2 separate regions of the Homo sapiens genome follow, and region 2 is linked to region 1. A link is an interaction called in ENCODE POLR2A ChIA-PET data of the cell type or tissue named here. Cell type or tissue: K562. All regions are shown on one strand. Each heading gives the region's core, and the rest is flanking DNA. Links, peaks and the distances in the headings are about the cores only. Region 1 overlaps CTRC (chymotrypsin C). Region 2 overlaps PLEKHM2 (pleckstrin homology and RUN domain containing M2).

What was found. Peaks named below come from ENCODE experiments on the same cell type or tissue, not always from the same donor. Only the 100,000 strongest peaks of a DNase experiment are listed, where the experiment ranks them.
Region 2: POLR2A ChIA-PET joins it to region 1 with 5 read pairs; 2 of 35 experiments call an interaction of 5 or more read pairs at or near these places.

The regions. Positions count from the first base shown.
Region 1 is chr1:15,443,333-15,446,242 of GRCh38, reverse strand. CTRC (chymotrypsin C) reads right to left here. Exons shown (of 8, transcript NM_007272.3): 5 at 2,688-2,824; 6 at 1,492-1,637; 7 at 494-646. Among named protein-coding and RNA genes, the nearest start is that of CTRC, 6.3 kb to the right of the region's middle. In K562, for the core only: no CTCF peak of the experiment used is centred there; a DNase peak (open chromatin) is centred at 1,602.
Region 2 is chr1:15,690,767-15,693,676 of GRCh38, reverse strand. The region is part of intron 1 of PLEKHM2 (pleckstrin homology and RUN domain containing M2); the gene reads right to left. Among named protein-coding and RNA genes, the nearest start is that of PLEKHM2, 7.9 kb to the right of the region's middle. In K562, for the core only: no CTCF peak of the experiment used is centred there; a DNase peak (open chromatin) is centred at 1,166.

The sequences.
Region 1 (2,910 bases), core at 296-2,795:
GTGTGGGGCCTGGATGGGGACATAAGTGCTTGATGAAGGCAGTGAATGGATGGATGGAGGAGTCAATGACTGTTTCCTTATTGGCACCCAACTCAAGGCCTGCTACTGGAAGCACTCAACCAATATTACTTGAATGAGAGAGTGAATGTGTGAAGAAGTGCATGAATGAATCACTGAATGAGCAAATGAATGAGTGAATAAATGGATGAATGAGTAAATAAATGCATGAATGAATGAATACATGAATGAGTGAATGAATAAGTGAATAAATGAATGAATGAATGCATGAGTGAATGAATAAATGAATAAATACATGAATGAGTGACTGAATAAGTGAATAAATGAATGAATGCATGAATGAGTGAATAAATGCATGAATGAGTGAATAAATGAATGAATGAATAAACGCATGAATGAGTGAATGAGTGAGGGGATGGGTGAGTGAGGGGGAGGGGCTGACAGGTGCAGGGACAGCTGTGGAGGCAGCACCCACCTCGTTGATCCAGTCGATGTAGGCGGACACCCGGGTGTAGACTACCGGCTTCTTGCGGGTGTTGCAGCCCCGCCGGGAGCCAAAGCTGACGATGCCAAACACCTCCCAGGAACCGTTCTCCAACTGGCAGTTCAGTGGGCCACCGGAGTCCCCCTGCACCAGACCGGGAGGGCATAAGCCACCAGGCCCCCCCCCAGAGGAAGTCTTGGGAAGCAGGACTGGGTTGGGGTGGGGGATGTGGGTTGGCTTCTCAGCCTTAGTTAGTGGACAGATTTGGCCTCAGCCTGCCCATGGTGAGGGAGGCAGAGGAAATGTGGTTTGCGGCTGCCTTGGCCTTATTCTGGGAGGCCCTGGGGTGTCAGACTAGCTCTTGGTTTGCTGTGTGATCTTGGGATGATGTTAATCCTCTCCGTGCCTCAGTTTCCCTAGCTGTTCAGGTCTCCTTATCTAAGACTCTGTGAGCTACTCAGAGCAGTGAGGATGCAGGCAGCTGTGCTAGAGGCCTGGGAAGGTGAGGAAGGAGGGTGAGAATGGGGAGAGGGTTGTGTGTTTGAAAACAGGACATTCCCTGATTGTCTTAGATGTTTTATGGTTCTGGTCTCCCTGGACTGGTGGAGCAAATGCATGGAGGAACATGTGTAGAGACTTCAGTGAAGCCTCTTCTCTGTCCTTTAAACTCATTTAGTCCTAACCCTGTGAAGTGGTTACTGTAACTCCATTTTACAGATGGAAAAACTGAGGTCAGAGGTTCAACGGCCCTCCCAAGTTTACGTAGCTCATAAATGGTGGGACTGGGGCTTGAACTCAGATACTCGTGCTCAATGCTCATGCTCTCACCACAGTGATGGGGGGTGATGGGCTTACCCTGAGCCTGCTGGGCCCAGCCAGGGCTCGCTCAGTCTCCTCCCAGGAGAAGGGTTTGGTCCATCGCACCCCCCTTTGCCCACATCCACTTGGCCACTTGGAGTAGGGACAAGGTGCAGAACCTAGCCACTCACATTGCAGGCTGAGATGACGCCATCGCCCCCAGCGCACACCATGGTTTTCTTCACCCTGAAGCCCCACCAGTCAATCCTGGAGCACGTGGCGTGATCCACCACGGGCTGCAGGCCCTGCTGCAGCTTATCAGCAATGGGGCCGTTGGCTGGGGAGAGAGTGAGCAGTGACCAGGGAGGCAGCCGGGAAGCCCAGTCCAGCCCCTCCCCAGGCCTTCAGGGAGCAGATGCCTGGGACAGGACCCAGGGGAGCGCCGGCTGAGACAGTGTGCGGACCACACACCTGCCCTTCATCAAGAGGCAAGCCAAGGTCCCAGAGGGTCAGGAGCAGGCTGCCGGCAGAAGGAAGCTACAGTGTTGAGTTGAGTTGTCTTTAAGTTGGATTCTGGGGATTTAATTGTCAATAATTTCCTGTGGGTCTCTGTCTTTGCTGTCACCCATTAAAAAGCCTTTCTCACCCCCAAGATTTTCTATTTCTCTTTCTTTTTTTTTTTGATACATACAAGGTCTCACTCTGTTGCTCAGGCTGGACAGCAGTGGCAAGATCATAGCTCACTGCAGCCTCAAACCCCTGGGCTCAAATGATCCTCTCACCTCAGCCTCCTGAGTAGTTTGGGACTACAGGTACACACCACCATACACTGCTATTTAAAAATTTTTTTTTTGTAGAGGCAGGGTCTCACTATGTTGCCCAGGCTGGTCTTGAACTCCTGGCCTCAAGTGATCTTTCCTCCTCAGCTTCCTAAAATGTCGGGATTACAGGTGTGAGCCGCCACAGCTGACTTCTCCCCCAGGATTTTCTAAATAGTGATCTGCATTTTCTAAGTCTCCCATAGTTTCATGATTTGCATTTAACTTTTAATTCAGCTGGGACCTATTTGGGCATACGGTATACCACAGATGTCATCCCCTACCCCTAATGGTTTATTTTAGTTTATTTATGTGACACTTACTATGTGCCAAGTGCTGTTCTGAGCACTTGACAAATTCTAATTCGTCTAAACTTTACCACATCTCTCAGAGACCCTTGCTAGAGTGTCTGTCACATGGTATGTGCTTAGTAAATATTAGCTGTTATTGTTACAAAGTTTACAAAGACATGAAAATGTGAAGGCAAAAAGGCAAAGTGGTGGACAAATGTGGGTGACGTCCTGCTTCCTTCAGGAAGGCTCTCAGGATTTGCCAGGGACGATACTCACTCCAGAGGCGGCCCCAGCCGGTGACATAGCAGGGGTAGTCCTTGGGGAGCAGGGAGTCCTTCTCTGGCAGGCAGGCCACCTGGATGGTGTCACTCAGCTCCACATGCTCTGCAAGCTTGATGAGGGCAATATCATTGCTGGAATCCAAAGTGGAGAGGGTGAGTGGGCAGGAGGGCCCTGGCCCCACAAGCTCAGGCTAAGGGGCTCGGGCTGTGAGTTGGGA
Region 2 (2,910 bases), core at 135-2,634, 250 kb before region 1:
GAGGGAGACCACTGCTCCATCTGAAGCTCCGGAGTGTTAGCCATAATGGCAGAATGACCACAGACAGTCAGCCCCGTCTGAACAGCCTGTTGCTGCCAGATGGTGACCTGTTTCTGTTAAACCCCAGTGAGTTTCTGCCTGGCCTCAAATCATCACACAGGGCCTTTCAATCTGGATAGGCCTAAGCCATGGCCAAACCATGGAGAGAGCGAGCCCAGGTTGTTCTGTGATGGGATGGAAAGGACCACACAGTGTCACAAGGTTTCCAACAGAAACCTGACGTCAGAGAAGCATTTCGTAAAAGGAGAACCATATCTTAAAAGTGAACGGGCATGGGTCCGGGTGAGATGGCTCATGCCTGTAATCCCAGCACTTTGGGAGGCCAAGGCGGGCGGATCACTTGAGACCAGGAGTTCAAGACCAGCCTGACCAACATGGTGAAACCCCATCCCTACTAAAAATACACAAATTAGCCAGGTGTGGTGGTGGGCACCTGTAATCCTAGCTACTCAGGAGGCTGAGGCAGGAGAATCTCTTGAACCCAGGAGGTGGAGGTTGCAGTGAGCCGAGATTGCGCCACTGCCCTACAGCCTGGGCAACGGAGAGAGACTTTGTCTCAAAAAAAAAAAAAAAAGTGTGGCTAGGCACGGTGGCTCGCGCCTATAATCCCAGCACTTTGGGAGGCCAAGGCAGGTGGATCACTTGAGGTCAGGAGTTCAAGACCAGCCTGACCAACATGGTGAAACCCCATCTCTACTAAAAATACAAAATTATCTGGGCATGGTGGTGCATGCCTATAATCCCAGCTACTTGGGAGGCTGAGGCAGGAGAATCACTTGAACCAGGGAGAAGGAGGTTGCAGTGAGCCGAGATCGTGCCACCGTGCTCCAGCCTGAGTAACAAGAGCAAAACTCCATTAAAAAAAGAAAAAGTGAATGGGGCATGGACACAGTGGCTTGCACCTGTAACCCCACACTTTGGGAGGCTGGAGTGAGAGGAAGGCTTGAGGCCAGGAGTTCAAGACCAGCCTTAGCAACACAGGGAGACTCAGTCTCTACAAAAAAACCAAAAAACGAAAAAAGTGAATGGGCAGGGCTCAGAAAAAGCAGTTATCACTTCTCCACTAGTATCTCCTCCTGAGCCTGGGTGGAGTTACTCATGGGGTCAGGATCCCTCTGTGCACGACATGGTTTCCGGGTTAGGGACCTTCAGGTCCCTCCCCGCCCTCACCAGACAGCCTTTACTCTGGGAGAGAGGAAAGAAGGGAAATAGCTACTGAGAATTTAGGAAAAGGAGGAAGAGGAGCAGGCAGAAGGCACACTGACCCTTAACACTTCAGTTTGTAACGTGTGTGTAGATACTATTTTATGTAAATCTTTGTCCTGGTGACTCAGGTCCTTAGGGATTTTGAGAACATTTAAAACTCTTATGAGTTTTTCTGTAAAGCCACAGAGAACAAAACTATTGATCTAAACCAAATAGTCAATACAATTTTTACATCTACCTACCTACCAGTCCCTCTCCAGGAATGAGCTACCCCAGCTAATTTTTTTTTTCCCCCGCCGAGACAGGGTCTCACTCTGTCACCCAGGCTGGAGTGTAATGGCATGATCCTGGCTCACTGCAGCCTCGAACTTCTGGGCTCAAGTGACCCTCCTGCCTCAGCCTCCTGAGTAGCTGGGACTATAGGCATGTGCCACCATGTCCACCTAATTTTTTATTTTTATTTTTGAAGACACAGGGTCTCATTATGTTGCACAGGCTGGTCTTGAATTCCTGGACTCAAGTGATCCTCCCACCTCAGCCCCGCAAAGTGCTGGGATTATAGTTGTGAGCCACTATGCCCACTGCCTCGCCTCCCCGCCCCCAGCTAATTTTTTTGTACTTGCAGATCTAACCTATCTCAGGAGTAGAAAAATGAGAAAAAGTTCACCATGCAAGGCAGCCTTTTCAACTGCACAGACAGGCTGGGCTGAACAACAGCTGTGGCTCATTCACCAGCGCCAGTAAATCCCGATCCCGACTAGGGACTGGGAGACTCCTGCTCAAGGCAGTGTGCCTGGCCAGAAATAGAACTTCACTCAGAGCCGACGCCGGTGAGGCACTGTCTGCCCAAACCGAAGTGGGTGGGAGACTGAGGCGAGAGAAGGTTGTCAGGACCCAGGAACTGAGAGATGGTTACCCTATTACAATTCATTTATCCCTTTTAAAGGGTAGGAGAACAGGGGCAATTACTTTTCATTTTATGTACTTCTGAGCTATTTGTGTGTTTTTAAAAACAACTATTTTCTTAGAATAATTTTACGGCCAAGTGCAGTGGCTCATGCCTGTAATCTTAGCACTTATGCAGGCCGAGGTGGGAGGATCACCTGAGCTCAGGAGTTCGAGACCAACCTGGGCAACATAGTGAGACCTTGTCTCCACACTAAAAAATTAAAAATTAGCTGGACGTGGTGGCATATGTCTGTAGTTCCAGCTACTCAGGTGGCTGAGGCGGGAGAATCGCTTGATCCCAGGAGTTGAAGGCTACAGTGAGCCATGATGGTGCCACTGTACTCCAGCCTGGGCCACAGAGTGAAACCCTGTCTCAAACAAACACACACACAAAAAGAATCATTTTTCATTCTCTTATCCTACTCAGTGTCCCTTGCAGGATGCAATGTCATTGCCTTAGGGAATCTTCCCTGATCGTCTCCAAAGCAAACCTCCCTGCCAATTCTTTATCACATTGCTTTAATGCCTTCATAATGCTTACCATGATCTGAAATCATCTCTGTATTTGTCTACGAATTTATCACCTTCTTTTTCTTCTAGAATGTCAGCTCCATGAGGGCAGATACTCATCTGCCTGTTCATATGAACCTTCCTAGGGCCTATGATGGTGAGGTTCTAGGGAAGGTGCTCACTAAA